Linked DNA regions of Mus musculus: regions 2, 3 and 4 are each linked to region 1. The links are chromatin loops, found by intact Hi-C in ENCODE. Cell type or tissue: heart. All regions are shown on one strand. Each heading gives the region's core, and the rest is flanking DNA. Links, peaks and the distances in the headings are about the cores only. Region 1 overlaps Smurf1 (SMAD specific E3 ubiquitin protein ligase 1). Region 2 holds the start of Smurf1 (SMAD specific E3 ubiquitin protein ligase 1). Region 3 has its middle 14 kb from the start of Arpc1a. Region 4 overlaps Trrap (transformation/transcription domain-associated protein).

Region 1 (7,713 bases), core at 1,326-6,325:
CTCACTACCTCTCCTTCAGGATTCTAGTTCCCAAGGCTGTGGGGATGCTACATGGTAGCACAGGAGGTTTAGATGCTGTCTGTGACCAAATGAAGAGGTTTGAGATGAGTGGTTTAAGTACATCCTAACTGTTGTTCACATTTGAAGATGGGCTAAGACATCCATTCCCAGGAGCGTGTATGTAAGACCCCATGGCCGCCTCAGCATGGTACGGCCCGAGCTCCTACAGAATAGGTGTGTGGTATTGAAGCATGGCACTGTGTCCCTTCATAAGGCTAGAGAAAAGGGGTGGGGGAGAACGAGAGCGTAGCCTTCGCCCAGTCTCTAAGACCATTCCTGACTGCTCTGTGCCTGAGATCCACGGGCCACCGCTTTTAAGTTACTGTGAGACAATAGATGTGTCTCTTTTCACAAATACTGGAAATGAGATTCCCCCTGCAAATCTTGAGTTCCCAGGAAGGTAGGTACGCACCCATCTTTCTAGGATTTGGTGTTCTCTTACCTTGGAGACCCAGCATGCTGTGGTAGGGGATTGACCTCATTAGAAGGCCTGTTGGTCACCAGTGCAGATTACAGCAGGCCGGGGCTTCTTTCCAGTGTGAGAAAGCACACCCAGAGGCAGAACAGCGAGCAGAAGTGAGCTTACACGCTGATTGTGTGGATTGTGACACTTGTTGTGGGTTGACTGGCAGAAGCAAACACAGCAACAAGGGCTGTGCTGAGAGCTGAAGTGCGTGTGCATCTTCCGAGGGAGATGAGACGCCATGCCCGCCCGCCTGCCCGCCGCTGTACTTTGCGGCAGTGTGGATGGGGCTGAGTGCCTCCCTCCCAGCGGTGACGCTGGCTCCTTTGCCCTTTTCCAGCTTTAATCGGATCGACATCCCACCCTATGAGTCCTATGAGAAGCTCTATGAGAAGCTGCTGACAGCGGTGGAGGAAACCTGTGGCTTTGCAGTGGAGTGAAGAGCAGCCAGTGGCCACAGAGTCTTGCTCACAACCACCAGACCCAAAGCATATGGCGTCTGCACGCCTCCCGCGTGGCGGGCTGAGGCCTGAGATTCCAGAAACCGAGGGAAAAGGCTCGTCTCCCTCCTCCTTTGGAGAGGGCAGGCCAGGGGACTTTCCTAGGTGGCTCCCACCCATTTATTCTCCTTTATTATAGTTTGCCCACCCCTCCATCACCCATCCAATAAAACGCAGCCAGGTTTCGCCCTCAGCCTCCTTGGCACGGTGGGAAGGCTGTGGTGTCTCCGCGAGCATCGACCCATGGTCAGGAGCCGCTGGGCCGCTGAGGGTTGCGTGGTCTCTGTGCTAGCTCCCCTTGACTGGAGCCTCAAAGCCCCCTTTCAAGTTCAGCAGCTGCCGACAGCTTACTGAGCTCAAGTTCCAGAGGCGTCCATCACAGGCTCACAGCCTGTTCAGGTAGCAGGTGGATTTCTAAGCAGCAGAAGGTAAATGCACAGTGTATGCTTGCTGGAACTCCACCGTGGCAGGACACTCGAGGCAGGATGTGTTTTCCCCTTTGATAGGTAAGGGAATTGCAGCGGCCGTCACTGGAAGCCCAGGTACTTCCTTTTCGCAGTATCCTGGCTAAAAAGAATGGTTTTGCACAGGGGAAAAAAAAAATCTTTAAAAGTACAATTTGTTGTGTTCTCTACCCAGTTTGAAATTATCACGTCATGGAGCTAAGCAAAGAATAACCAAAACCAGCCTCAGACCCCCGGGTCCAGCTCTGCTCCTGTGCCTGGGGATCCGGAGGCTCCTGGCTGTCTTGAAATGGACTTTTATATGGGGATTGCTAAGAGCTAAACTAACAGAAGAGCCTTGCACCACAGCCACTGGGCGGGACAGCAGGAGAGGCCGCTGACCTGGGCCCCTGATGCAGCTCCCCAGGGTCGGGGCTGTGCACAAAGCAGGTGTGATGGAGCGTGTGGCAGCAGGGTGGGGTGGGGCTTTACCTCCTACGTGGCCCTCGTCCCCAGTGGCAACGTGATGCTAACAGTTCTCCTCAGCTTGCTTGCTTCCTTGTCTTCTGAGGAGCAAGGCCAAAGCCAGCATCTCTAACACATCTCTAACCCCACGTCCAGGTTGCACAGGCTTCACAGCGCTGACTCTCACAGCAGAGCGGCAGCCATGCCTCCGTTTGTGGTTTTGTTGTTTTTGTTTGTGGTGGGGGCGAGAACAGGGTAATTCATTAGCAAGACATTTCATTGGTACCGGGTTCAGGTTGTCTGGGGAATAATGGGAGGTCCTGCGGGCCACCAGCTTTTGTGTTCTTTCTGTTGCTTACCCTCAGGCTGGGGATAGGGAAGTGTCTTCCCTTCTGTTCCTGCTGCTTCTGTCCAGTGTGGTCTGGAAGCAGGGCTGAGGTGATGGGGAGTGGATTCATAGGTCACATACGCCCCCAACCCAAGAGGTTTGTCCAGCATAGGAGTCAGCTGCGCTCTGGGTTGCCAGGTCTGGGGACAGAAAGGATGCCAGGTAGACCTCACCGCACAAGGACCGAACCCGCCCCACCTCCCAGGCCAGACTGGGGCCTTACTAGTCTCTCAATTCTGCCTTGCCCCAGTAGGGCTTCTGTACTTCATCTACCTTCATGCTTCCGAGGGTGTTCTAAAACCCAGCTCCCTCGTGACTCTCGGATTCAAAAGGCGCCAGGAAGCCTGTGCCCTAAGTCTCAGCCAGTCCACAGGAAGCATCCAGACCCCGCAGAGTGACACGCTTCCGGAGACTGGACACACTGCCTGTTGCCTTTGCACACTGGCCCAGTCTGCAGGGTCCTGTGCTCTGAGGATGCACTGCAGGAATGTCAAGTCACACTGTTTGTGCCACGGAAGTGATTGGGAGACAAGCCTTAGGAGTCCTGTGTCAGATGCCCTCTGAGGAAGATCCAGAGCTTAGGCCCTCAGGGGCTGACTGATTGGCGCACATACCACCCACTGAGGCTTCTACCAGCCGTTGTGCCTGCGTCGCCTGTGGGTCCCCTCATTGCCAGTTCTGAGTGTCACAACCTCCCAGGTCTGTTCATGTGCAGCACTGTCCTCTGTTGGTAGCGCTGCACTTCCTTGTCTGTCTACCATGGTTAGGCCCTTCTGACGCCCCTCAAAGAACACTGCGTGGCCAGCCCACGGCACAGCTCCTGGTTGCCCTGCTTGGGTCTGGGTGAAGCCCTTTCACGTAAGATCTCGATCGTCAGCCCTCCTGGTGGCCCCACATCACCCAGATGCTTCAGGAGCCTGGCTCCGCAGGCTCTCCTCACCAGCGGCCGGCACCCACACTCAGGGACGCAGCAGACACCACTCTACTCCGCAGTGCTTCAGAGAGGACGCGCCAGGCTGCAGCAGTGCTGTGGCAGCAGGTCGCAGTCTCATGCTTGGTTAGGAGGATCTGCCACAAGGTGGATTACTGACCCTGCACTGGCTTGGCCACATGGCCAGGTTCAGGTCAGGTGGGCGCTGGACTGACCTTCTGCAGAGAACACGCCCCACCCTACTGCAGCCTGTGGGCCACATGGCAGCCTTCTGACGGTGTGGATTTTTAAACTGTGTTTATAATGTATTCTAAGTTATTTTGTAAGGTCCTGTTTGAAGTGCTGCTGCTAGCCCTAGTTGCTCTCCCAGTTTTTATTGTCCATTTTCCTGTGACAGTTGTACACTAATGTTCTGTTTTATGTCAGAATCGAAAGTATTTAAAGAAACGCTAGTTCTATTTAATGCAGTTGTGGAACCAGCTGGAAACACGAAGCGTTGACTGTAGAGCAGGCTGGACCCGGAAGGTCAGGTTCATTTTGTTACATATGCAATAAACTCACAACTTTACATTTTCCTTTTTCCTTCCTCTCTTTCTTTCTTTTTTATTTTTCTTTGCGTACCTGTTACTTTCATGTGGAAACAAAATTCTAGTATATTTACTTTTGTAAGTCCTGCCTCCAAGTAAATAAAGACAAGCTAGAACTGTGGAAAAAAACAAATGAAGCCAGGCGTGGTGGTACACGCCTTTAATCCCAGCACTCGGGAAGTAGAGGCAGGTGGATTTCTGAGTTCGAGGCCAGCCTGGTCTACACAGAGAAACCCTGCCTCGAACCCTCCCTCCCAAAAAAACAAACAACAACAACAAAAACAAAAAAACCAAACGAAATACCAGTGCTAAGCAGACGCAGTACCGCCTCTGCCACTTGGTGGCAGCACTGAGCTGCTGAGCCAAGGCCTTTCCTGCGCTGCTGCACTGCAGGTTATCTTAGGCTGCCCACAGTACAAGTGTACACGCCTTTGTTGGAATCCGTATCACACTGTCGGGTCAGCGTGCCCGGTGATAACTTTATGTGGACCCTTCCTAGCGCAGAGGCTTCTCACACGGTGGGAAACTTGTCCCAAGTCAAAAGCTACACTTGCTGGGCAGTGGTGGTGCACACCTTTAATCCCAGCACTTGGGAGGCAGGCAGGCGGAGGCCAGCCTGGTCTACAAAGTGAGCTCCAGGACAGACAGGGGTACACAGAGAAACCCTGTCTCAAAAAACAACAACAACAAAAAAAAAACAACAAAAAAAGCCACACTTGCTCACCTATGATGCAATGCCACGCCTCTCAGAGCCCTCATACAGGAAGTGCTGTGTGGGTCATAGCTGCTTCAGAACACTAAGGTCCACTCTTTTCCTGAGGGGTCTTGGTCTCTTCCATCTCTGTGAGGAAACAGAGCAGACTGGCTTGAGCTCAGCAGACTTCCCTCACGGTTGTCCTAACAGGAGTTCAAGGTCAGATCCTAACAGAGTGGGCATCTGGTGGCAGCCCCGCCCCCACCATCACACCAGCAGGGGCAGGAGTCCTGAGGTCATCCTTGAAGGTCACCTCCTGGGACCACTGTCAGGGGGCCACAAAAGCCACAGTCTCAGGCCCTTGCTTCATCAGAGCATCTGACTAGCAGACTGCTGTCCCCCATCTGCCAGGGAGTGCTGAGGGCAGTGTCCCCAGCCAGAGCGGCCTTAGGCCTGCAGTTCACAGCTGGAGATGTCCCGTCCCTATCCCTAGAAAACCAGGTGAATGCAGTTGAGTCTCATCCCAAGCTTAGGGCAAACCTGGCTGCAGGCCACACGCGCAGGCTTTCTTGCCGCCCTGTGGCCTGATGCACAGACAGGATGGTGGGACAGGGACAGGTAGGAAGGACATCCTCCAGTCAGAATAGCTAGTTGTGTGCAGAATGTTACTCTCGCACAGGCTGGAGCAGCTCCCAACCACTGTGCCCCAGAGCCACCTCCCTCAGTCTTCCCCATTCGTGTGCTTCCTGGACAATCCCCACTTGGTGCCCATCCACACAACCCCACGACGTAGCCTGAGGCAGCACAGTGACCTCTGACAGGCTCCCTTCCCACTCCACCACTCTGTTCTACTTAATGGCCCCTGCTGCTGCTACAGGAAGGGACAGGTTGGGTGACCCGACCCCAATCTGCCACCTCTACCCACAATGTCTGGCCAGCTTGCTGCTGCACATCACGCTGGTCACGGGACTAAGTGTCAGGTGGTGACAGCACTGGGGACTCCCGCAGGCCCAGTTCCCTCAGAAAGCTGTGGAGGGTCTGTTGTAGAGGGAAACAGTGGCCACAGGTCATCCCAGCCTGAGGGAAGTGGAGGCAGGAGGGTCAGGAAGTCAGGGTTAGCCTTAGGATCATGTGGAATTTTGGGCTAGCCTGGGTTACATGACACTATCTCAGAAGAAAAGAAAACCAAGTGTTGGGCCACTGAGATGGCTGAGGGTAACCAGTGCTTTGTAGCACTGCCTGATGACCTGAGCTCAAACCTCAGCTCCCTCAGGAGAAGGAAAGAACAAAGCAGACACCTGGAATCCGTCCTCTGGCCTCTACACATTTACACATGCACGCACACACTGCAGTAGTGATGTTTAAAATGGCCCTGAGTCATTTACTACAGTGCCTAGTAAATATGTAGTAAGTGTTGACCATTTAAGGAATCAGAGACCAGGAGGCTGTTACAGGCTCCAGCTCTGAACAGGGAGACGGGCTCAGTGGAGAAACGTGTGAGCACAGCTGAGGAGCCCACGGTGGAAGGAGAGTACAAACTCTCACGGTTCCCTGACCGCTCCACACATGAGTGTGAACACCAAGATGCCAGGTGGTACACAGATTTACTCTCAGGAGGCAAGAGGCAGGCAGATGTCTGAGTCTGAGGCCAGCCTGGATTATATACGTGAATACTAGGTTACCCTGAGCTACATAGCGAGACAGTCTCAAAACAAAAATCAAAGCTACCTTAGGCTGCACAGCAAAAGCCTGTGTGAAAAGTCCAATAAGAAGGGAAGGTGGATGAGAGCTGAGCTAAGGGCAGACAGGAGCTGCCCTGATGATGCCCTCAGACACATCCAGTGTCATCTAGGAGCTCAGTCCCGACTCAGAACCCTTCGGAAGGTGTGACAGCTTCAGATACCATTCTAAAGGCTCTGGACCCAGGTTCCGGTCTCAAGGGTGGCGGCAAGTGTGGACAAGCGTATACGCAGAAGGAAGCGGCAGGACCCAGCAGTCAGCCGTGATGCCAGTCATGTTGAGTCCTGTGCCAACCACCCAGTTGAGCTGAGCCACACTGGATCGGCTGAAGCCTATCGAGCCTGGTGCTAGGCCCAGGGAGAAGACGTGGCTGGCCACGGACCTAACCAGGAGGAGCAGCTATGTGGGGAAGGGGCGCTCTGAAGACAGTAGTATGGTTGAGCTAAACACTTAGGCTAAAAGCAGTCAGAGCACCGTGCCTCTTGCCCATGATCCAGCCCTTGAGGCTTGTACAAGATAACCGAAGTCTAAGGGCAGCCTGGGCTACACAGTGAAGGCCAGGCCATTCTGGGCTATGCAGCTAGACCCCATGTCTGCAAAGTAAACTAAATAAATATGTATCACAGGGCAAAGAAGGGTAGAGTTGTCAGTACCCTTCAAGTGTGTTTTTTTTAGATTCTCAGTCTGGAGAGATGGCTCAGAGGACCGGATTGGCATTCACCTCTAACTCCATCTCCAGGGTATCTGGCCTCTGTGGGCATTCACATACATGTGGCAGGCAGACAAGCAGGTAGGCATGATGGAGATACACACACATTCACACACCACAGGCCATAGTTTAAAAAAAAAAAAAAAAGCAAAATCCAAAACCCAACAGATGAAAAGAAGTCCCAGAAGAATTGAGGTCACTAAAGAAGCGGCTGTTGCAGGCTGGGAAGCTGCCTCAGTGGGTGAAGGAGAAGCCACACAAGTGTGAGGGCCTGAGTCCAAATCTTTGGGACTCATGTAGAAGCTGGACATGGTAGCACACATCTGTAACCAAGATGCTCCCGCTGATGTAAGAGGGAGACAGGAGAATGCTGGGATTTTTGTGGGCTAGCTTAGCTGTCGTCTGTAGCAGCAGGCAGATTATCTGACTACACAGGCCCACCATGAAACAAACATCTGCATTCACACACACACATGTGCACACAGATGCCACACAGGCACACATGCTCACACATGCACAGGAGTGGGAGCCGGTAATGACAGGGGCGGGGGCGGGGGGGGGGGGTGTTGTGGGCCTCCCTGAGGCTCACTGGTCAGGTTCTGCAAAAGACCCTGCCACAAGGATGTGGTGAGCAGCTGAGGAGGACCCCTGGCTTTGGGCTCTGGCCTCCACATGCACAGACATGCTCGTGTTCACACAAGAGAGGGATTTCTGCTTCAACTGGGAGCAAATG
Region 2 (7,713 bases), core at 1,223-6,222, 90 kb before region 1:
AGTGAACTTGGCGGCAAGCACCTCTACCCACTTAACCCTCTCATGAGCCCCAAAACTGAAACCTTAAAACCACATCCCATTCACTTAGAGCAGTGGCATTCCCTCTTCCTAATGATGCGACCCTTTAATCTAGTTCCTCATGCTATGGTAACCCCAACCATAAAATTATTTTCACGGTTACTTCATAACTGTAATTTTGCCACTGTTATTAATCGTCATGTAAATATCTGTGTTTTCCGATGGTCTTGGGCAACCCCTGCCTTAGGGAGATCCTAGGATAGAAGGCTGATTTGGGATTAGAGGGATGGAGAGAGAGGCAGAGTCAGTTCTCACACTATCTTGCTATGATGTGCATCAGGCCAAGAGGATGAAACTAGATTAGACGTATCTACCTTTAAAAAAAAGATGGTGTTCCGTAGGCAGAAAGAGCAGCAGTAATTAGATCACATCCTGCCCATGTACAAACTAGATGCTATTAAACCCCATATTACCTTAATTTGTTTATATTCATGCCTTTAGGTAAGGAGGCACAGGTCCCAGTCCTTCTGGGGACTGGGGAATCTGTCACATTAGTCTGTACTTGTTTCTGCTTTTGCACAATTGGGGTAGTTAAGATTAGAGTTTCAGATCTTAGTAGGAACATTCCTGACATCCTGGAGGCAGGAGGATCAAAGTTTGAAATCACCCTTGGCTACAGAGCAAATTCAGGGCCAGCCTGTGCTACTTGAGGCTATCTCTAAACAAACACCCACATTCCGTGAAAGCTCACATATTGATTGATAGTGTTTTGTTTAAGGGGTAGTTTAGAAAGAGGTTCCACAGGCCTCTAAAAAATAACAGGACAAATGAATGAAGGGTTGAGGGTATTAACCCCGCAGAAGTGGAGGTCATTGGACAGCTTGTGGGAGTCGGTTGTATTTCTACAGTGTGGGTCCCAGGGATCAAACTCAGATGGTCAGGATCTTTTACTTGAGTGGATCCACGCAGGATCTTTTACCGGATGAGCGGTCTTGCAGGGTCCCAACCTGTCTTTTGAGGCAGGGTCTTTCATCGAACTGGGCCGCCCTGGTTTAGACTGGCTGGCCAGCAAACTCAATCCTCCCAGCTGCTCCTTGGGTGCTGCTGTGTCTGGTTCTTAGTCCTTGTGTGTGTTGTGGTAATCACTTTACCAAATGAGCCAGCTCCCAAACCTTGTTTGTTTGTTTCCAATGGGGACTCGTGTAGCCTAGACTGACCTCAAACTGTCACCTCAGTTAATCAGATGAACAGCTGATAATGTGATAGGAGTTTAGAATATAGATTTTAGAGCTACTCTGCTTAAGAAAGAAAAGCCTAAGAAAGAAAGTAAATTTAGAGGCATAGAAGACCTTGGTCTGCAGATGACAGTCATATTCAGTTTGGTAGTCAAAAGGTGGGAAAGGGGCTGAGGATGTGGCTCAGTGGATAGGGAGCTTGCCTGGCATGTAGGAACTCAAGGGTTCGGTTCCCAGTAGGTGCACAAAATCAGACTTCATGATGTGATCTTGCATTTCACATACTCAAGAGGTGGAGGCAGGAGGATTAATAGTTAAAGATCATCCTTAGCTACATACTGCGTTCTAGGCCAGTTTGGGCCATATGAGATCTTGTCCTAAAGACAAATGGGCTGGGGAGGGTCAATAACGTGTTTGCCTTGCACGTATGAGGATCTGAGCTGGATTCCAGGCACCTGTAGTCAACACTGGGTGTGGCATCCCACATCTGTAATCCCAGTGTTGGGAGGGGGAGATAAGGATGTTTGGGGCTTGCTGGCCAGCCAGTTCAGGTGAATCACTAAGTTTCAGGTTCAGTGAGAAATCGTCTCAGAATTGAGGTGGGGAATGGTTGGGAAAGACACCCAATAATGTGTGACTGTATCTTCCAGATGTGTGTACACATGTGCTCAGGGAGCGGCACACAGGAACGCACACACGACAATCAAAGCATGGAGGACAGTCTTCTCTTTGAAGCAGGGTATGGCAGAATACTGTTAGGACTCTCTCCGACTAGCAGACAACAGTGTGCGTTCCCAGTTAATGGGCAGAGGAAATGACTTAGCCTCCAAGACGCACACTTGTGACTCAGGGGTTGGGATAACCAGGTGAAGAAAGGTCCAGACGTCTAGGCAGGTAAGGAAACAAAGAGGTGGAGCAACCCAAGACTCCTGGGTGAGGGTGCAGGAGAGTGGACCCAGGAGGAAGGAAAAGCACATGTGAGCTGAGGCGGGGGTGTGTGTGTGTGTGTGTGTGAGTGTGTGTGTGTGAGTGGGTGAGTGTGTGTGTGTGTGTGTGAGTGGGTGAGTGTGTGTGTGTGTGTGTGTGAGTGTGTGTGTGTGTGAGTGGGTGAGTGTGTGTGTGTGAGTGGGTGAGTGTGTGTGTGTGAGTGTGTGTGTGTGAGTGTGTGAGTGTGTGTGAGTGTGTGAGTGTGTGTGTGTGTGTGAGTGGGTGAAGGTGGAGGGAAGAGGAATGAGAAAGAAGGGAGGTATGGCTGAGGATACAGAGAAAGAGAATGACAGGGCAAGGAGGGAAGGAGAGAAGTGCAGGGGGAGAGAGAGAGAGAGAGAGAGAGAGAGAGAGAGAGAGAGAGAGAGAGAGAGAGAGGTTAACTTCAGTTTTTCTCCACTGTTTATCCCCCAGCTCCATTTTTTCTGGTGGCAGAGTCTCTCACTGGCATAGGGTTCCTGATTCATGGAGGCTTACTGGCCTATTAGTCCCAGGGATCCTTCTGTCTTTGCCTCCCAGGGGGCTGGGATCACTCAAACTCACCAGCACACCTGTACCGTGGGGCTGGAGAGATGCTGAACAGTTAGGAGCACACGTTGCTCTTCCAGAGGACCTAAGTTCAGTTCCCAGCACCCACACGGTGGCTCACAAACACCCGCTCCAGATCCAGCACCTTGTGATGCACACATACAAACACGCACACAAAACACTCCTATATAGGTAACAGAAATATCTAAAAAAAAGCCTCACAAAACTTAGCTTCTTGTGCTTGCACCATCGAACACCTTACCAATGGTGCTATTCTCCCAACACCAATCAAAGACTCCTAAATGGATTTATTCCAACCTAGGGTCTCGCTCTCAGCGACAACGGCTTAGAAATGGAAGCAGAGTTAGAGTCTGGATTAACCGTTGCCCATACACGATCCTATTCTTAAGATATTTTCCCTCCATTATTAAATAGTCTGGGCTGCACAGGCTCATAAAACCAAACTGCCTAGGACAAGAACAGGTACAAGCCTGTAATCCCTGCGCTCCGGAGGCTGAGTAGGGGGAATCACAGTTTTGAGGTCAGCCTCAGCTACAGATGAGCCCCTGTCTCCAAAGAGGGTGGTCAAACGCTGTGGGTAGCTGGTTCTAAGGAAGAACCATAGAGTCTGCCCATGAAGTGAATTAAGTTCAGGTCGGATGGGAGTTTGGTAAATATACGCAGCCTTTTCAAGAACCTTTTATTTCCTCTCTAGAATGCGTTACCATAGAGATTGGTTTGCTTGCTGGGGAAAGAAAGCCCGGCTTTTACTTTTTACCGGCCTGACACTCTGGGGGTTTGGGGGTGGGTTCATCAGAAGGCAGGGACTCGAAAACCCGACTGCTTACTTCTCTGGGTTAGTTCAGTTGCATGCAGGTTCCTATCCACAAAACCACCACCTCTCCATTTACATCCTTCATCTTGTTTAGCTGGTCCATATGCCGCACTTCCTCTGAGTCTAGCCACTTTGTCAATCGAATACACCAGTTGCACAGGGCACATCCGACACTCGATCACTGCGGGAAGTCTTCCCTTGGAACTTGCAGGATCTAGTGTGTACCCACGCGCGCACGCGCGCACGGTTCTTGGGGTTTCATGCAACACCCTGGCTTCCATCAGGAGCTTTGAAAAGTCCGACACTGAAGAAACAATCGGTTCCCCCAAATCGTCGCACAAGCAAATCAGTTGGTTCTGAGATTGTGACTAAGAACCAGCTCCGACTGCGCCGCTTGTGTGTGCGTGTGTGTCGTCTACGTGTGTGGGGCGGTGGTGGCCACGGTGGTGTCTGTTTCAAGGCTCCCCGCCGGCTGCAGGAACCTTGCAGCTCCCCCAGACCCCCTTGCGCGCGCCCAGGACAAGCGCGGTCCGCGTAGCGCCGTGCTCGGGCGCGCGCACGCACGCACACACGCAAGCGCGAGGCCGCGCAGGGCCGGGCCGGCAAGGCGGCGGGCGCGCGCAGCTCGGGAGGCGGCGGCGGAAGCAGCGAGGGCGGCGGGCGTCCGGCTGCGAGCGCGGCGGCTCCGGGCTGGGCCAGCCAGGGGCGGCTCCTGGCGGCGGCGCGGCCGAGCGCTCGGTTCTACGGTTCCAGCCCGTGGTCTCCGGCCCAACGCCTGCGCCGCGCACTCGGCGTCCCGGCTCGGACCCCGGCGCCCAGCCCGTGGCCGTAACCTTGAGGCGGCGGCGGGGCCGGGCCGGGCCGGGCTGGGGGGCGGCGGCACTGGATCCGAGGCCGGCCGGCCGCTGGCGGGAGATGTCGAACCCCGGGACCCGTAGGAACGGCTCCAGCATCAAGATCCGTCTGACAGGTAGGCACGACAGGGCCGCGGCCCTCGCGCCCCTAGACTGTCCCAGGGACCCTGCGGACTCCCGCCCCGCCCCCTCCCCCCCCCCCCCCCTTGCACCGGCCGTTGTCCCGGGACCGCTGCACCCCCTACGGCGTGCGCCCCTCGCTCGCGCTCCCGGCCCCGCCCCCCGGGTGCTCTGCAGGCGCCGCCCCTGCCGCCCCGTCCCCTCCCTCTGCATCAGGGCCCGCCCCTGGCACATCAGGACACGCCCCGCTGCGGCAGCCCCGCCCTCCCTCTGCATCAAGCCACGCCTCTCCGATCTGCAGACTCGCCCCCTTAACTAGGCTCAGCCCTCGACTCTTCTGCAGACTCCCCCTCCCCCTCACAGGCTCCACCCCTTGACTACTTTGTAGCTTTGGCGACCCGCCCTATGGCTCCTCCCTCTGCATCATTCCCCGCCCCCTGCTTGCTCTGCAGGCCCAGGCAGCTGCCTTTTCTGCATTAAGCCTGGCTTGCTGTTCATCCCTCTATCATAGATTCCACCCCTGTGGCTGATTCTCTTGGCCCCGCCTCTGGCTCCTTTCTCTTCAGGTTCTTGCCTATCCCCCCCTGCCCACACTACTCTATCTGCCCACACCTACCATCAGTTGCATATGGGCCACGCCCCCTAGCTTTCTCCCTCTGCCCCTAACTTTACCCTTCTGGATCAGGTCCCGCCCCCTAGCTCCTCCACTACAGGACTCCCCCCCCCCCTCTCCTTTCTGCCCCACACCTACCCTCAGCTGCATATAGGTACCACCCCTCGGGGCCCTCCACCGGTCCCCTCTAGTGTCCTCTCTTGACACCGCCCCAGCACCCTCTGATCCACACCTACCCCCCTGCCTGCTTTTCTTCAGGCCTTGTACATAGCCACACACCTTTCAACTTCATGTAGATCCCGCCCCCTCGCTGCACCTCCACCGCTCTTTCCACCCCTACCTCACATTTTCATCATCCATCTCTTCACTCTCATCCTCCTTCTACCTGCTGTTCCCCTCTAGGCCCACCCCTCACCATCCTCCCGCCTGTCCCCTCCCTCTTTTCCCTTGCAGCTTCTCATCACTTCATCTCTCTCTCCTTTCTTTCTTCCCACTCTCTCACATGAACATTATCTACCTTCTCCCTTCTCTCTCTGGGTCCCTTCGAATCATCCCACCCCCTACTCGTTTGCCTTGCTTCTCTTTGCTCTCCCACCGCCTCACCCACTCCTCATCTCCATCTCTCTAGTTTCCCCTCTCCTCTCTTGGCTCCGCCCCCTCTACTGTTTTCAGCCACGCCCCCGTCCCTGCTTGATCCCGCCCTCACTTATCTTTCAGTCCCGCCCACTCGCTTCTGTCTTACAGCCTCCACCCTTAAGTCGCAAATTCCTCAATCCTGTCTGGGACCAAACGTCTGTCTCCCAGTCTTGTTCTCACTTCCCCCACCTCATCAGTGGTCCAGACCTCTCCAGTCTAGTCCACTTCCGTTCTCCCCGAGGCCAGGCCACTTAGTACTCCAGAGACGAGTCCTTGGTTCCTACCTCCTCTGCAATGCCTTCACCCCTCGCCACATCCTTGAGTCCCCCCTCCCACACAAGCTGAGCTGTGGCAGCTGCTCTAGTGCAAGGCGCCTTGTTCCCCTCAGTCTTCAGAGGAATGTTCAGGTTTGCTAAGTGCTCTGTAGTGCCACCTTCAAAGGTGAGCGCAGAGCTTGCTGTGGGTCTGACAGCAGCAGGGCAGTTTGCATGCAGGCAAGGGGAGAGCTCTCTGTCATAGCTGTCCCTCTTCGTGGGTCCGGAGTCTGGACCACTGCCCTCAGCTTCCTCTTTCTTTCTCCCTCTCCTTTCTCTGCAGACCTTACCAGTGTGAATCCATCCCTAAGGCTGCATGCATGGCAGGGTTGGCAGAGGGCCTGCTTTGGGGCTTTCCAGCTCAGAAGAGGAAATACATCGTTAAGTCTGAGGCCTTGCAGGGAGTTCCCTGGATTTTTCTGTTCCAAGGCAGTGTGTTGGGGACTAAGACTTCTGCTTGTCCTTTCAGGCAGAGCCTTAGGGTAAGACCTGTGATCATGGTGGAAATTCTTGGAAAGTTTCTTGTGTTTAAGAAAAGATTGATAGTTTTCCCTGAAGATGTGGGAGCAGATAACGGTGTTTGCACTAGAACCCAGACCCCGGTCATATTGGCCATCTTTGCCTCTGGACAGATACTGGAAGAGACTTGCTCAGTGGACATGCGAAGGGCATGTGTTAGTTAGGAAGTTAGGTTCTTTGACAGTCATCTTTGGGAAAGTTTGCTGCTCATTGACACTGGGCTATGACTTCAGATATGATCCAGGTTGCTTTCAGCCTTCCCGCTAAAGTGACTGACTTGGGGAGTTTCAGTAGAAATGAGATCAGTGGCTTAATTGTGGAATTTGTGGCAGGTATCTATTAACAGATCCTGGTCAACTGGTTAATTTTGGTATTGCAGACTTGGAAAGTGTCAGAGTTTTGGATGGCTTTTGATGGGGAAGGACTAGGGATGGGTGTTAAAGCTCATGGTCTGAGAGCATCTGTGAGCGTCATCATAGGATTGGGGGTTGCTGGATGGTGTGCCTATGTGATGACAATCGTGAAACTCTTGGAACCAGCCATTTTATTGAACATGAGGTAGGCTTGCCTTCATCTCTCTGCTGTGACAGGAAGTGAGGACAGTTGGGTAGCAGTCTCTCCAGAGATAAATACTGTTATGGAGTCTATTTATGAATTTGTATTTGGGGAAAGATGACTTTTTAAGAATGAGAGCTATTGAAGCTGGGGAGCTGGCTCAGTCAGGAGTGTGTCTGCCCAGAAAGCATGAGACCTGAGCTGGAACCCTGCACCCACTTAAAAATTGAACGTGGCTGGCTGGGAGCCTCACCTGATCAGCGAGCCCCAGGTCCTGGTAAGAGATCGTATCTGAAGGGAAAAACCAAGGTTATGGCTCCTGAGGTTGACCCTCTGGCTTGTGTGCATACGTATACAGGTGTACCTGCGTGCACACCAACCAGAGTACATAGACAGAATAAAAAACAAGATGCCTGTTTGTAACCTTGGTGTTGAAAACCACACAGCACCAAGACGTTGAAGACACTGGAGTGGTGTCAAGTGTTGGGAACTTTGTAGT
Region 3 (7,713 bases), core at 1,178-6,177, 190 kb before region 1:
CTTTGGTCCATTTTCTCTGCAGAATGTGGTGTCAGAGCCCCAGCTCCTATTATTGTGGATAATGGCTGTCATTGTTTTTCAAGGTCAGAGATTATACTTTACATAATAGCATTAGTTACTTTTCTCACTGCTATAACAAAATACTCTATGAAGTAACTTAAGGGAGGGAGGTTTTTCTTTGGCTCACAGTTTGAGGGTACAGTCCCTTGTGGTGCTCACAGTCTGAAGGTTCACAGTCCCTTGGGGTGGGGGAAGCATGGGGACATGGGGATGAGGGCAAGGGCAGGGTCAGGAGGCATCTGGTCACCCTTCATCCAGGCAGGAAACCAAGAATCCTGGCGCTCAGCTTGCTTTCTCCTTTATACTGAGCCCACCAAATGGCATCATTCGCATTTAGAGAACGCTTCCCACCTCGATCAACACAGTTTAGAAACATCTCTCACAGGTATACTCAGAGGGCTGGTTATATCTATTGCTTGATTCTAGAGCATGTCAAGTTGACAGCGTTAAGCACCAGGGTTGGAAGGATGGCTCAGTGGTTGAGCATGTTCCAAAAATCCTGAGTTCAGACCCCAGCACCTATACTAGGCAGCTTGCAACAGCCCAGAGGTTCTGATGCTCCCTTCTAGCCTCTGTAGGCACCTGCAAGAATGAATGTACACACACACACACACACACGCACACGCACACGCACACGCACACACACACACACTCACACACATGCACACACAGGCATGTACACATACACATGTACACACACGCACACATGCAGACATGCACACACACACCTTATTATAAAATGAAGAATAAGTGTTTTTAAATAACCATCAGATACCCTTAGAGTGTATGTCACTATGTTTTTGTTGTTGTTTTAAGCTGTATTCCTAGGCTGGGGAGATGGCTCAGCAGATGAGAGCACAGGCTGCTCTTCCAGAGGACCCAGGTTTATTTCCCAGACCCCACGTGGTAGCTCACCACCATCTGTAATTCCAATTCTAGGGATCTGATGCCCTATTCTGGCCTCCATGGGTGCTTTCTGCATGTGGTACACAGATATACATGCAGGTGAAACAACATAACCATTCAACAGTAAATAAGTATTTCTTTTAAAAATGTATTCTGCCTTCATTTGCTGTGTGTACGTGTGTGGGCACATGCATGCCACGGCACCCTGAGGTTGTGTGTGTTTCTGGGATTCAACTCAGGATGTCAGGCTTGGTTGAAAATTGAACTTTAACCCTTAACCTTTAACATGAGCCATGTCACTGCTCCTTTCTCCCCTGCCTCCCTCTCCCTCCCCCTCCCTTCCCCCTCTCTCTTGCCCTCCCTCTCCTTCTCTTCCTCCCTCCCTCTCTCTCCCTCGCTTTCCTCCTCCCTTCTTTCTGATATATATATATATATATATATGAACAAGGACTCACTGTATAGACCAGATCCCCCTGCCTCTGCCGCCTACTTCCTTTGTATGTATGTTGTGCTAAGGACCCAGTATTTTGCATGTTCTAGGCAAACATCCTGCCACTGAGTTATGAACATATGACACACACCCCCGCCTCTAAAATTTTTTGGGGGGTGGACAGAGTGTTTCTAAGTTGCTCAGGTGGACTTTGAACTTGTCACCTTCTTGCCTGAGCCTTTCCAGAAGCTGGGGTTAGAGGTGTGTACTACCACCTGGAAGTGCTTCTTTGAAAAAACAAAAACAAAACAACTGAGGGAGAAACATCACCTCACCTCACATTACAGGTAATTTACATTTTTTACACACACACACACACACACACACACACACACACACACACCGCCCCCATGGATGTATGTAAACACAAGTGTACAGTGCCCACTAATGCCAGAAGATGGCGCTAGATCCCCTTGAATTGGAGTTGCCATGGAAGTGAGCCGCCATGAAGGTGTTGCGAATTGGGCCCTCTGCAGTTAAGAACTTCGTCAAGGGGCTGTTTGGAGTTCTGAGAGTGTGAGGAGGACACAGATGAAGCATTTTCCTGAAAAAATGTTGCCAAGGTCTCGGACCATCCTGGGATTTCTCCAACAAGAGTCCTGCAGCTGTCAGCAGCTGCAATGATGGGCCCAGCTGAGCCGTCCTCTGAGGACCAGATGCTGAAGTTCTACAGAGCATCTGAAGATCGATGGCAGATGTCTAATTGTCATACAAGATGAGTTCTGTGCTAAGGTATTTAAAAGCCACACTCGGGGCTGGGGAAGTAGTGCAGCTGCGAACTCTCGGGTAAATGGAAGTTTTGCTCTGCAAACCTGAGGGCCAGGGGCGTGATCGGCAGAACTCAGGTAAAAAAAAGAAAGAAGTGAAGCCCTGTGTCCCGTGCTTATGACTCCATCTCTGGAGAAGAAGGAGAGACAGATGACTTCAGGGGCTCACTAGCCAGTCAGCCTAATCTGATTCACAAGTTCCAAGCCAGTGAACATAGACCTTGCTCCAAAAGTAACTTGGAGCCAGGTGTCATGGTGACACCTTTAGTTCCAGAAGCTGGTGGGTCTCCTTCCTAGTTTAAGGTCTGTCAAATAGATAAATAAATAAATCAAAGCAAAAAAGCAAGTTGGGGGCCAGTGGTATTGCTTAGTGGGTAGGGCACTTGCTGCCAAGCCTGGCTACTGAGTTTAAGCCTTGGCTCCCATGTGGTGGGAGAGAACTGACTTCTAAAAGTTATCCTGTAACCTTCATACACGTGGCCATGGAATGTGCACTCCCCGTGACCCCCTAGACAGACAGACAGACAGACAGACACACAGACAGACAGACTGAACAGATGTTTTAGTAGTTGGGGCTGGCAAGAATGCTCAATGGTAAAAACATTTAACTCTAAGCTTGAGGGTCTGAATTTAACCCCAGAACTCACATGATAGAAGGAGAGAACAATTTACTCTGCAAATTGTCTTCTGACCTCCACACATGTGCGCACGCACAGACCTAAGTGCAATTCCTGAAATCTATGTGTGGCAGGAGAGAACAGACTCCAACGCATTGTTCAGACCTCACTCATAAGCTGTGACACATGCGTGTAGACACACACACACTCTTGCACATACATGTACAGAGATGCAAATGTGAACGTCACATTCCTATGACGAAGATTCCGCTGTTCCCCTTATTTCAGAGCTGAGGAAGCCCTCTCAGACACTCCCGGGTAAATATAGCTTAAGTGTGTGTGGATTAGACTTAGATGATCATAAATATGGATATTAGAATGAAATAAAGGCCCAATACAGCGTGATCTGTCCTAACTGCTTTAAAAGGGACTTTCTGACCATGATAACTAACCAGTCCAAACTAGAATGATCTGCCTTTCCCCACACCACTGTGCATCAACAGCACACATCAAGTAGAAATTACATTACTATCTTTTTTTTTCAACAATTTCACAAACTCTACAGATGGCTGATTTTTTCCCTAAGGTCTCTGAGGCAGTCCTCGCACAAAGCAGTAGAGACACTGACCACCAGAGGGCAGTGTTTCCACATTCCGTCTAGTCGCAGAAGAGACAACAAATTCCGTCTGGAGATGCTTAGAGTCTAGAGCCACTCACAAGGGACTCCTGTGCAGCCCAGGCTTGCCTTGAACTTATTTATCTTGGGGCTACACCGTGAGACACAATCCAGAAAAGAAAATAACAACAAACAAAACAGCACAAGACCCTCTAGGGGCTGAAGTGATGGCTTGTCAGCGTTACCTCCTCTTGTGAGGACCCAAGTGTAATTCCCAGCATCCACATTCCTCACAATTACCTGTAACTTCTGCTCCAGGGGACTAAATGCCTCTGTCCTTTCTGAGCACCTGCTCTTTATCTCTCTCTCTCTCTCTCTCTCTCTCTCTCTCTCTCTCTCTCTCACACACACACACACACACACACACACTAAGAGTGCTGAAGCTAGGTGTGGTCCACACATTTAATTCCCATACTCAGGTGGCAGAGGCAGGTGGATCTCTGTGAGTTTCCAGCCAGCCTGGCCCACAAAGTGAGAGTGAGGTCTAGAACTGCCATAAAATGAACACAACAAACAAACAAACAAACAAACAAGCAAAGAGAGAGTTCTAAAGCTGGGCATTGTTGGTATACAATGCGTCACTTAGAAGTCTGAGGCACATGGATTATTTTTAATTCAAGGGCAGCCTGGGCTACATAGAGACTTGTATTGGTCAGCCTAGGCTTCATAGCAAGACTATCTAAATAAATAAATAGCAATAAAACAAGCTGTAGTTTTTCATATTTCTTTTATTAAGTCCTATCAGGAAGGCATTACAGTTGTCTATGAGGAATTATTGCATAACACCTAGGTTACAGACATGAGTCACATACTCTGTCGTTGACATGCACATACAGGCTGTCAACTAGAAAAGAGTCTTCATTACCAACATCCCAGTGCTTGATCCTGAGCAACGCCACACTGCCACACCCTTTAATTCCAGCAGCAGCTGGATGTTAACTCCTGCATCTCCCTCCCCACAGCTGACTTCATTCTCCAGTAACCCGGCTCTCTGGCTTGTGCTCTGCACAGGAACCTGTTTCCACCTTCACATGTCTCTCCTCTGCTGTTGAGACCTCTGCCACCTTGCATGAGGGTGAGAGAGACTTAGAGAAGGTCCCTATAGAGGCAGAACCGTGAGCAGGGCCATCTTTAATCCATTCTTGTGTGAATATCTTGGCTTGTATACAGAGGTCAGAAGACAAGTGGTGGGAGCCGCTCCTCTTCTACCATGTGGATGGTAGATATCAAACTAACTTATTGGGCTTTGCACTAAGCCCCTTTACCTACTAAGCCATCTTGTCAGTCCCTGCCTCCCCCCTTAGAGGGTCAGAAACACTGCACAGCCTGCCCCCTCCCTCCACCACGATTGATGCAGGACTCTCCAAGGTCCCAAATGTGTTCTTTCCTAAGGGACCCAGGGCTTGTTTTGCCTCTGTGATGTGTATACTCAGGTTTTAAGCTACTGTTCATTAAATGCTGTAAATTCATAGTAAATTTTGTATATATGTGGTATTTTGCCTGCAAGTGTGTCTGTAAATCACATTCGTGCCTGGTGCCTACAGAGGCCAGAAGAGGGTGTAAGATTCCCAGTATATAACTAAAGTTATAGTTCATTGTGATTCACAGTCTAGGGGCTAGGAACTGAAGCCAGGTTCTCTGGAGGAGTGGTCAATATTTTTAACTGCTCAGCTGTTTCTCCAGTCCCCTGGATTTTAATTTTTTAATTTAACTTTTATTACACTTGCTTCTTTGTAGCCACAATTTACTATCAATACGAAGTATTGTCTGCTGAGTCATCTTGTTGGCCCCAGATTTTTTTTTTTTTTCCAAAACAGGGTTTCTTTGTGTAGCCTTGGCTGTCCTGGAACTCACTCCGTAGACCAGGCTGGCCTTGAACTCAGAAATCTGCCTGCCTCTGTCTCCCAAGTGCTGGGATTAAAAGTGTGTGCCACCACTGCCCAGCATCCAGAAAATTTTAAAATTTAGATTTATTATTATTTTAATTGTGTGTATCTATGTGTGTGTGTCTGTGTGTCTTTCTGTGTGTGTGTGTAGGTATGTGAACATGAGGACAGGTGCTCAGAGACACACAAGAGGGTGACAGAGACTCAAAGCCTTTGAGAATAGGTAGCACTACTGGATGACACAAAGACCTCTGCAAAGCTCAGAGCAGAAGTGGTGTACTTACCTACTTGCTGTGGCCTCAGATGTGGAAGTGCCACTCCTCAGAAACAGTTTTGGAGAAGTCTGTATTGGACAGACGGATGATCTCCACTGAGGCAATGTCCTTGCCTGTCATGTGGTGTTTGGTACCCAACTTGATCAGGACAATTTCCACCATTCATGCTTGCTCTTCATTATCTAACTTGTGCACAGTATTCTTGGTTGGCCTAGCCTTCACTTGAGAAAGGCACAGCAGAAAATGAGATGATAGTGTAGCCTATTCTAGGTGAGCTTGCATTAAAAAAAAAAACCTCTGTGTATATGAGTGCATATATATATATATATATATGTATATATATATATATATATATATATATATATATATATATATACATACATACATATACATATTATATATGTGAGAGACATTGCTTGAAGCTGCCCAGTCCCATACAGGCAGGAGTTTATATTTTCCTAGGTGTTAGCTTCCTACGTTTTCTTGAAATCTTGAAAATCACATTTATTTATTTATTTGTGGAAGGCTCAGGTGGAGGTCAGAAGACTACATGCATGAGTCTGGTCTCTTCTTCCAATATGTGGGTCCTAGGAATTGAACTCAGTTTGTCAGGCTTGGTGGTAGGCGCTTTTACCTGTTGAGCTAGACTTTTTAAAAATTTTATGTATATGAGTGTTTTGTCTGCCTGTGTGAATATATATATTCACACAGGCAGACAATAGGCATATATATATGTATATTCACACAGGCAGACAATAGGCATATATATATCTATATATCTATATATATCACTTGTATACAGTGCCCATGAAGGCCAGAGGCTGCACTGGATACTCTGGAATGGGGGTTAACAGAGCTGCCATATGGATTCTGAGAAGGAAACCCAGGTCCTCTGGGAAAACAACTGGTGCTCTTAATTGCTGAGCCATCTCTCCAGCTCTGTCTGCCATTTTTTTTTGGTTGTTGTTTAAGATTTATTTTATATATGTGAGAACACTGTAGCTGTCTTCAGACACACCAGAAGAGGGCATCAGATCCCATTACAGATGGTTGTGAGCCATCATGTGGTTGCTGGGAATTGAACTCAGGACCTCTGGAAGAGCAGTCAGTGCTCTTAACCACTGAGCCATCTCTCTACCTGCCATTTTTTAAAAAAGATTCTGCCCTGAATGGCTGTGTTCCTTTTGTAAACCTGCCGTCTGCTGTGACTGTCCTGGTTTTCACCTTGGGGCGGCTCAATCTGTTTCCTCTGGAACTCTACATTTTAATGTTTCAGCAATATCCAATCTCACCTCTGCTACATCAAAAAATAATATCATGAGAGTTGGAGAGATGGTTCAGTGTTTCAGAGCACTGACTACTCTTCCAGAGGTCCTGAGTTCAATTCCCAGTACAACATTCTGTCATGGGATCTGATGCCCTCTTCTGGTGTGTCTGAAGACAGCTACAGTGCGCTCACATATATAAAATAAATAAATAAACCTTAAAATAAAAATAATGTCAAAAAAGCTGGGCAGGCTTTCCCATGGAATCTACTGCTTGGGAGGCGGAGGCTGAGGCTGACCATCCTGCAGGTCCCAGGCCAGCCTGGGTTTACATAGTGAATCTCTGTCTCAAAAACAGGCTCTTTGAAAAGTGAAATGAAATGGTCAGACGTAATGGGTGTATGCCCACCTTGTTTGTACTCATGCTCAGGAGCTGACTGTGGGGTTTTCTGAAACAGGGTTGAGCACGTGCTAATGTGTTAATAACGTGAAGCTAACCATAGTGAATAGTTGCACCATGAGCATTAGCGAACCTTTCAAACCAGCTTTCCCTTTAGTTCTTTAGTGTGTGTCTGTGTGTGCGTCTGTCTCCATGGTGTGTGTATGTGTAGGCATACATGTCGAGGTGAGAGAGTCACTTATAGGAATTGGTGTGCTCCCTCAACCATGCAGGTCCTAGGGATTCTTCTCCGACTGCCAGATGGCCCATCAAGCCATCTCCAGAGCTCTACTCAATTTTGGGGGAGAAGAAACTTGTTTCCCAGCATGCCA
Region 4 (7,713 bases), core at 1,335-6,334, 81 kb after region 1:
GACAAGTGGTTACCTATGGGTTTGAGGTGAACCTTGCCTATGTAACAAGTTCCAGGTCTGGCAGGGATACCCACAGAAACCCAGCCTCCAAAATGAAACCAAATTGTAAGAATTTAACCAACGATGAAGTGGGAATAGCATAGGGTCTGTCACGGGCTGAGATGTGGCTCTGTCACCTGGCATCTAAGAGCCAGAGGCTGGAGGAACCAGAGTTCCAGTGACCCTCAGCCACATACTGAGTTTAGGACCAGCCTGCATTAAATGAGACCCTGTCTCTAAACACAAAAAGAACAACATTTAAAAAGCCATGCAAAGTGCAAACATGGCCCTAGATTCCTTGACAGCAAGACACACACTGAAATGGATCCAAGACCAATTCTTACTCCAGATGGCCATGTTCTCTCTTCCCTTTCTCTAGAGCAGTTCTTCTCATCCTTCCTACGACTCTTTAATCCAGCTCCTCATGTTGTAGTGACCCCAACCATAAAAGTGTTTTCGCTGCTACTTCACAACTGTGATTTTGACACTGTTGTGAACCATACTGTAAATATCTGTGTTTTGCAATGGTCTTAAGTGACCCTTGTATAAGAATCATCTGCCCCAGGGGTCATGACCCAGAGGCTGAGACCCACTGCTCCAGACGCTACATGCTGTGTCACTGGGTAAGTTACATACTGCCCTGGCTGTTTGAAAGGGCACACTCCTAGCAGACTCCTGGGCAGTCACTTATGTTCCTAATTTTTGCGGCGAGCTGCTCCAGTCCCAGAAAATAGCCCAAGTCATACTTGGGGTGCGCCAGCAGCTGGTAGAGCGCATGCTTGTTGTCCTCCAGGCTCATCATGGCTACCAGGAAGCACCTGATCACCTCCCATGCCTGCCTCCGGTAGTAGGGCTCTGTGTTGGCACTTTTCAGGCAGTCCAGGGCGGTCTCAATGGCCTAGGATAAAAAGCACAGTATGTACAGTGTGCGCAGAAAGGCGTGTGCGCACACTCACACACACTCACACATCCAGCATTAGCTTGCTAAGGAAACTGAAGAGGGAGGGCATCAGTCTAACAGGCAACCACAAACCAGAGTCTGAAAGCAGAGACAGTGAAGAAAGCAAGGAGCTGCACGGCCACAGATAGCATTAAGAGTGCACAGCACTCTGGCTGGAAGGTTTTACTTTTAATTATGTGTCTATGTGTGCATCTGTCTATAGGTTATGTATATGTTGAGTACAGGTGTCCACAGAGGGCAGAGGGTGTCATATCCCCTCGAGCTGGAGTTCTGGGCAGCACCATGGATGCTGGGAACTGAGGCAGCAGCCTCTGCAAGAGTAGCACATGCTAGTGAGTGCTCAGCCTGCTCTCTACCCCCAATTTCCCGTCTAGTGACCAGGGTTAGACTCCAGGAAGTCAAGGAGCTTGGGAGGGTCCAGCGTGGTAGGCTGTCAGCCACACACCCATAAGGGTCTGGAGCTCAGGAGCCACGGCTGCACAAACACAGTCTTCCCTCAAGCAGGGACCTGAAAAACAAGGCTTTCACTTCCCTCTGAAGGAGGCAGCCAACTAGCAGCTCCGCCACACATCTGCATGCACACATATGCACATAGATAAAGAGACGGAGACAGAGAGAAACACAGAGGTACAACACTAACTCATTTCCAAAGAGCCAGAAAGGAGACAACAGCAGAGTTAGAATAAAAACGTGAATAAAAAAGTGAGATGCTGGGAGCCCAGGGATGAGGAACAATTATAGATACACTTGAGTTCTCAATGGTCCTGGAAACAAGGCCCAGCAAGATGACAACAGACCAGGAGCTCAGGTGAGCTGGTCAACGGGGAAGAATTCTACTCTCAAGAGTCCTCAACTCCTGGATAACACCCTGCCACAGGCCTACAAGCATTACGCAAGCCACCTTCCCAACCAAGATTGTCCCGTGACTCCTGTCCTTCCCTCAGAGTTGGCTCACATATGTCTTTGATATTGAAATCAATTTCCTTAGAGCAAAACACGATCTCCCGGAAGCTCCAACTTTACCTTTTCCATCGGAAGCTGGAGAGAAGCTTTGCAATCAGAGAACTCCACGGTAATGCTGGGGCCTTGAACTTCAGTCACAACATAGTGCAGCTTCTGGGACTCCTTCAACATCTTCCTGTTGCTGCCGCCAAACTTCCCAAGCACACGGTAGGCCACGTGGGAGATGCTGTCTGCAGGGTTGCGAAGCGTGCGCCACAAAGCCTAAAAAAACCAACTGGCTTTCACCAAAGGCTAGCCAGGCAGCAAGTTCACACAGCTTCCGACCACAACTCCAATCTGTTAGATATAGGGACTCTTCCTCCTGCTTCTGTCCCGCAAACATGGCTCCCCCTTGGTTGTCCTCCCCCAGAGAAGGTCTGCCTTTACTAAGCAAACAAACAAACATATTTTGGAGCTCCTTTATATAAAAGATGGCACAGAAAAAAAAGCAAAGCATTAGGGCATCCATGGTGCTGCCCATAAACTTCAGTTCTAGGGGATACGTCACTCTCTGCCCTCTGTGGACACTTGCACTCAACATGAAACATGGCAAATATGTAATGTCATGTATTCTAAGTCTCCATTTATGGAAGGTAAGGGTGTGTGTGGTAGGGGGTCCCTGAGAGCCAGGCTAAAGAAAAACAGAAAATAGACACAAGGGCAGAGCAATGTCCTTGAACACAGACTTGACCACACCCCTCCTTGCTCAGTAAACCTTCCCCTAAGGACAGGGAGCCTCCATGTGGATGGTTTAGTCTCTGCCAAAATGCTTACATGAGACCTTGTTCCATCCCTAGTGTGCGCACACACACCCTTGGGCCGTCTTTAGAAGCCCTTAGAGATTTATCACAGCCTTATATAAGACAACCCTAGCCCAACGCCCAGTGCTCGTGTTCTGAAGCCTCAGTGTGCAGTCTCTGTGCACGTCAGCTCCTAAAGTTTGACTGCAGGGTTAGCTGAGCTCAGGGATGCCCTGCACGCCACGCCTGCGCCGCCTGCTGCACAGCACTGCACTCGCTGCCTGGGTCCCCTCACTTGAATTACCTACGTCTCAAAATCACTCTTGTCCTTGTTTTAATCACTTTCCTAACTTCCATGACAACACTCACTGTCGGAATCCAGCAATATTCAAGTAACATGAAGCCTTGGGACATTTCTCCACACCAACCAAGATCCCAGTTTCCCTCATGTTCTCCCAACACCCGCCTGCCCCTCAGGAAGGGTCTTCTGTCCCTCAGGAAGGGTCTTCTGTCCCTCAGGAAGGGTCTTCTGTCCCTCAGGAAGGGTCTTCTGTCCCTCAGGAAGGGTCTTCTGTCCCTCAGGAAGGGTCTTCTGTCCCTCAGGAAGGGTCTTCTGCCGGGTTACGGCAGCACTGAGGCTCAGCGTGGGTCAGGAGACACCAACACTGCCGCTTGTTTTGGGGGTCACTGGCCTCTAGAAACTAAAAAGGACCTTAACCTTTGTCTCCGAGGGTTATCGTTCTAAAGCAAACTGTGGCTCAACACCGCCTCAGCCCCAACAGCCACACTGCTTCCGCGGCCCCCGAGCGGCCCCCACACACTCAGCTCAAGACAAGCTCTGCTTTCAAGACCTGACAGTGCGGCTCTCAGAGCAGGCTCTGCAGTCCTCCCATGCTATATAGACTCCAGTCCATCTTCTTCCAGTGCACAGAGACCAAGAAATAACCCCAGGATGGACAGACAGGATCTGATAGTCCTGCCTCCAGACCAGGTGCTACTCCTGAAATCTACTTTGGAGTCACTGAGCATCCACCATGAAGTGCTGGTTGTGACCCTATGCTAGTGAGACAGAGGAGCACAAGTGCCGGCCCCCAGGGATTATCAATCCCATCACGGGCATAGCACAAAGCACAGTGAATAGTGTACGATTCCTCACTCCTGACTTCTAATAACAAACCCCTAAGACGTTAAGACAACCTTTGACTAACTGCCCCTTTCCTCTTGAGGGGAGCTGGGGCAGGCAAGGTGCCCATCTGCTTCCCTGAAGAGCTGCATCTTTTACTATAAAAGCAAAAAAATCTCTGTGGGTACAGAAAGGGTCTTTCTGCGAGTCTACACAACTCCGCACCATCTGCCTTCACACTGGCTTACAGAGACTCTGATGCTTGGGAAAGTTCCCTTAAACTGAGAAGCAACACTGCCACAAAGCTGCTCACCATGCACTAGCGCTAAACGTGTTTAGTACATCCCAGGCAAGCAAGCACGACTGAGTCTGCCTCTGACTGAGCACAGAGGATCCCTAGGACAAACTAGAGGCATGTGGAGCTGATGCCCCCTGCTGGTGCAGAGGTGAAAGCGGTCTTACCTGCATGAGCTCTGCACGCACAGGCTGAATGTGGTCATAGAGGAAATCCGGCTGCAGGTTGTCCACACACAACTCCAAGGTCCTCAGGCCTTGGCTGACCAATGTCTGAGACCCATTGAGGGCAGACACCAAGGGATCCATCAACATGGGCAGATAGGGCAGGAGAGAGCTCAGCCGGACTGGCACGGTGAGACACAGCTCTACAAAGAGGTCCTTCATGTGCTGCTTATGCAGGCCGCTCTGCAGCATGTTCAGTCCTGGGAAAGGGGTGGGGGCACTTTAGCTCCCTGATGCAGGCAACGTCAGCTGTGCCCACGGTTAGACCTATTGACTGCAGTCACGGTCCCTTCCACAGTGACAACAAAGGCTGGGGGAGTTCCTATAGGTTACCCTATGCTTGTGTAAGCAGCATGCACTTTTGGTGATGTGGAGGAAACCCGCCTGAGCACATCTAAGTAAGACCAGGAGAAGGACTGGACATGAGGCTAAGCAGGGGCAAGGGCCACCCAGTACACTGGGAAATTTACTTTGCACTCACACCATCTGTATGGAGGGAGCACTGCAGTAAACACAGACAAGACCTCTACATGGAAAGTCCAACATGGTTTGATGACAGAAACTAATACATTTATTTTCCTCTGGGAGTGGGGGTGGAGGGGGTAGTGGTGGATGGTGGGGGGAGGGCGGTCCCAGCACCCACCCCTTCCCATCAGCTTTGCCAGGCAGAAAGGATGAGCCCAGCAGTCAGACAGACAGATGGATGCACGAGCCACTGCTCTTACCTTGGAGGAGATTTGGAAGGAGAGGCAGAAACTCCTGATACAGGAGGTCATGGCTGCCACCTCCTATAGAGCGGAAGAGAGCACGGAGCAGAAGGAAGTAGTTGTAAGGCTCCTTGGCGGTTTGCGCCAACTCCATGGAGCTGTTCACGATCTTGTGCAGGTGAGGCTGGGCAGAGGGAAGGCAGTCAGGTCAGGGAGTGCCTGGGAGTCTAGGGCTCATACACCTCACCCCTGCACTCAAGCAGCATGAAGCTGATATTTCATCAAAGCAAACTAAAGAACGTAGTGGCCAGAACGTAGAGAGGTCTCTGCCATATCTATGAAACATAACATATCTATGCAATATCTATGAAAGACGTTCTTAGTATGTTCCCAGGTTACTATGCAGTTACCTGAGGGTGGATTTTCTTTTCTTTTTTCTTTTAAAGATTTATTTATTTATTTATTATTATACTTAAGTACACTGTAGTGTAGTGTCTTCAGACACTCCAGAAGAGGGCGTCAGATCTCATTACAGGTGGTTGTGAGCCACCTTGTGGTTGCTGGGATTTAAATTCAGGACCTTCAGAAGAGCAGTCAGTGCTCTTACCCGCTGAGCCATCTCGCCAGCCGGAATTTTTTTTTTAGGTTTTTGATGAGATAGCAGCTCATGTAGCCCAGGCTGGCCTCAGATTTTCTAAGTAGCTGAGGCTCCCTTCATCTATAGCTTTCACCTCCCAAGAGGTAGGCTTACATGCCTGCATACGAGGCCTTAATTCTGAATTACATGTATCATACACATGTAAAATGGAGTCACTGTAATTTTCGATAAAAATAAATGAAGCAATAAAAGCCAGAGCCGCAGTGGCCCTCAGAGCAGCACGCGCGTTACCTTCAGCATCTGCTCATTCTCCGCTGCAAACAGCGACACTGAGCCGAAGACCAACTTGAAGAGCTTGAGGTACAAGTTGGAGAGCTCCACGTTGGAGCCCATTTCCGGCAGCCGCTCCAGGAGGTACTCCACCAGGATGGTGGCAAACAGAGCAGAGGTAGTGGGATTCGCCAAGAAGGAGTTGGCAACAATCTGTCAAAACAGGAAACGGCAAAATGGGTTGGAGATGTCCCTCCAGGATATAGCACTTGCCTAGCAAACGCAAGGCTATCGGCCTGGTCCTCAGCTTTGAGGGGAGGGGGAAGCTTTGAAGAAATACCCGGGACAAAAATTATCCTCTTCCCCAAAGCAGCTACAAAAGGCAAAGGAATGAGTTTCTCAAACAAAGCTCACTGGTCGCAGACATGCTGAGAAAACCACCACCCCGTGCATCAAATGAGCTGTGAGTGTGTGCCTCCTACCAGAGCACGGCACCCAACCTGCCGACCCAGCTCACCATCAAAACCTGACAGCCTGCATTTAACACTCAATCGCTTCTACTCTGGAAAGGAAGTGACCCGAGGCATCAGAAGGGTTGAAAACATTCTCAAACATTATTGCCCAATATCCCCTACATGCACACCCTGAAGACAGCGTTATTTCTAAATCCTCAAAGTAGATGAGTAAACACAAAACATTCAATACAGAACTAAAAAAAAAAAAAAAGTTTCAAGTGAATGTTATATCTAAAAAGGGCTGGCAAGATGGCTTACAACAGAAAGGCACCAAGCCTGAAGACCTGAGTTCAGTCCCTATGCTCTATGTGGTGGAGGAGTTGCACGTAGGCAGGCGCGCGCACACGTGCACACACGCACACGCGCGCACACACACACACACACACACACACACACACACACACACTCGGAAGAGTTTTATACCTGAAGAGCATAGTTTTTTGAGATCCTTTCTACCATGTAAGGAACTGTAGTCTGGAAGATCTCCTTGAATGTTAGTGGGTTCATCATGGTGAAGACCCCAGCAAAGTGCTCCAGCACCTCCTTCTCTTCCTTCATCCTTACGGTCTGACAGTTGGCTACTCGAATGTATGTTTGTCCATTTCCTGCGATCTGGACCTAGGACGGGAGAAGCCCCATGGCAGTTAGAAAGGAAAAGCTTCTACTGAACATGTACTTCTTCATAAAATCACAAGTCAAGTACTTCAATGAAGCACTGAATTCAATAATGGTTATCCTTCTTCTAAGTTCTCTGTTCTTGTCTCAATTTTGAAAAAGAAAAACACCAGGTGTCCACACCAGGGGGAAAAACGGTAAGTAAATGTAGAGCCCAGAGAGCCAGCGCAGAGGGTAAAGGTACACGATCACCCCCACTGGATAAGTAAGCCCTGGATGGCTAAACTGCTTCTGTCAGAGTATCTTACCACAGTATCAAGAAAGGGAAACTGGCAGTAACATGCATGAACCGTGGATCTGATCTCAGCGCCACATAAACTGGCATGAGGACGCATGTTTGTTATCCCAGCTAAATGCAAAGCCAGGGGCTGGAGAGATGGCTCAGTGGTTAGGAGCACTGACTATTCTTCCGAAGGTCCTGAGTTCAAATCCCAGCAACCACGTGGTGGCTCACAACCACCCGTAATGAGATCTGACACCCTCTTCTGGTGTGTCTGAGAACAGCGACAGTGTACTTTCAAAGAATAAATAAGGTTTTTTAAAAAAGAAAAAGAAAAAAGAAAT

What was found. A loop is a pair of places that touch in the nucleus more often than their neighbours do. Peaks named below come from ENCODE experiments on the same cell type or tissue, not always from the same donor. Only the 100,000 strongest peaks of a DNase experiment are listed, where the experiment ranks them.
Region 2: it touches region 1 in a loop (2.5-fold over the local background); 7 of 42 quality-filtered maps call a loop at or near these places.
Region 3: it touches region 1 in a loop (2.2-fold over the local background); 8 of 42 quality-filtered maps call a loop at or near these places.
Region 4: a loop joins it to region 1, with 2.3 times the contacts of the local background. A loop is called at or near these places in 3 of 42 quality-filtered maps.

What each region holds. Positions count from the first base shown.
Region 1 is chr5:144,872,607-144,880,319 of GRCm38, reverse strand. It overlaps Smurf1 (SMAD specific E3 ubiquitin protein ligase 1), which reads left to right. Exons shown (of 18, transcript NM_001038627.1): 18 at 864-3,825. The coding sequence ends at 963. Among named protein-coding and RNA genes, the nearest start is that of Mir7039, 20 kb to the left of the region's middle. In heart, for the core only: a CTCF peak has its summit at 4,170 (motif pointing right); a DNase peak (open chromatin) is centred at 4,289; H3K27ac peaks cover 405 bases.
Region 2 is chr5:144,962,361-144,970,073 of GRCm38, reverse strand. Smurf1 (SMAD specific E3 ubiquitin protein ligase 1) reads left to right here and starts at 4,244. Exons shown (of 18, transcript NM_001038627.1): 1 at 4,244-4,573. The coding sequence starts at 4,519. In heart, for the core only: no CTCF peak of the experiment used is centred there; DNase peaks (open chromatin) are centred at 4,153, 4,833 and 5,973; H3K4me3 peaks cover 3,156 bases; H3K27ac peaks cover 2,959 bases; H3K27me3 peaks cover 1,542 bases.
Region 3 is chr5:145,065,685-145,073,397 of GRCm38, reverse strand. No RefSeq gene overlaps it. Among named protein-coding and RNA genes, the nearest start is that of Arpc1a, 14 kb to the left of the region's middle. In heart, for the core only: CTCF peaks have their summits at 1,897 (motif pointing right) and 3,470 (motif pointing right); no DNase peak of the experiment used is centred there.
Region 4 is chr5:144,791,472-144,799,184 of GRCm38, reverse strand. Trrap (transformation/transcription domain-associated protein) reads right to left here. Exons shown (of 71, transcript NM_001081362.2): 17 at 6,898-7,092; 18 at 5,981-6,172; 19 at 5,110-5,275; 20 at 4,328-4,584; 21 at 2,024-2,224; 22 at 786-937. Among named protein-coding and RNA genes, the nearest start is that of Gm23995, 21 kb to the right of the region's middle. In heart, for the core only: a CTCF peak has its summit at 4,291 (motif pointing left); no DNase peak of the experiment used is centred there.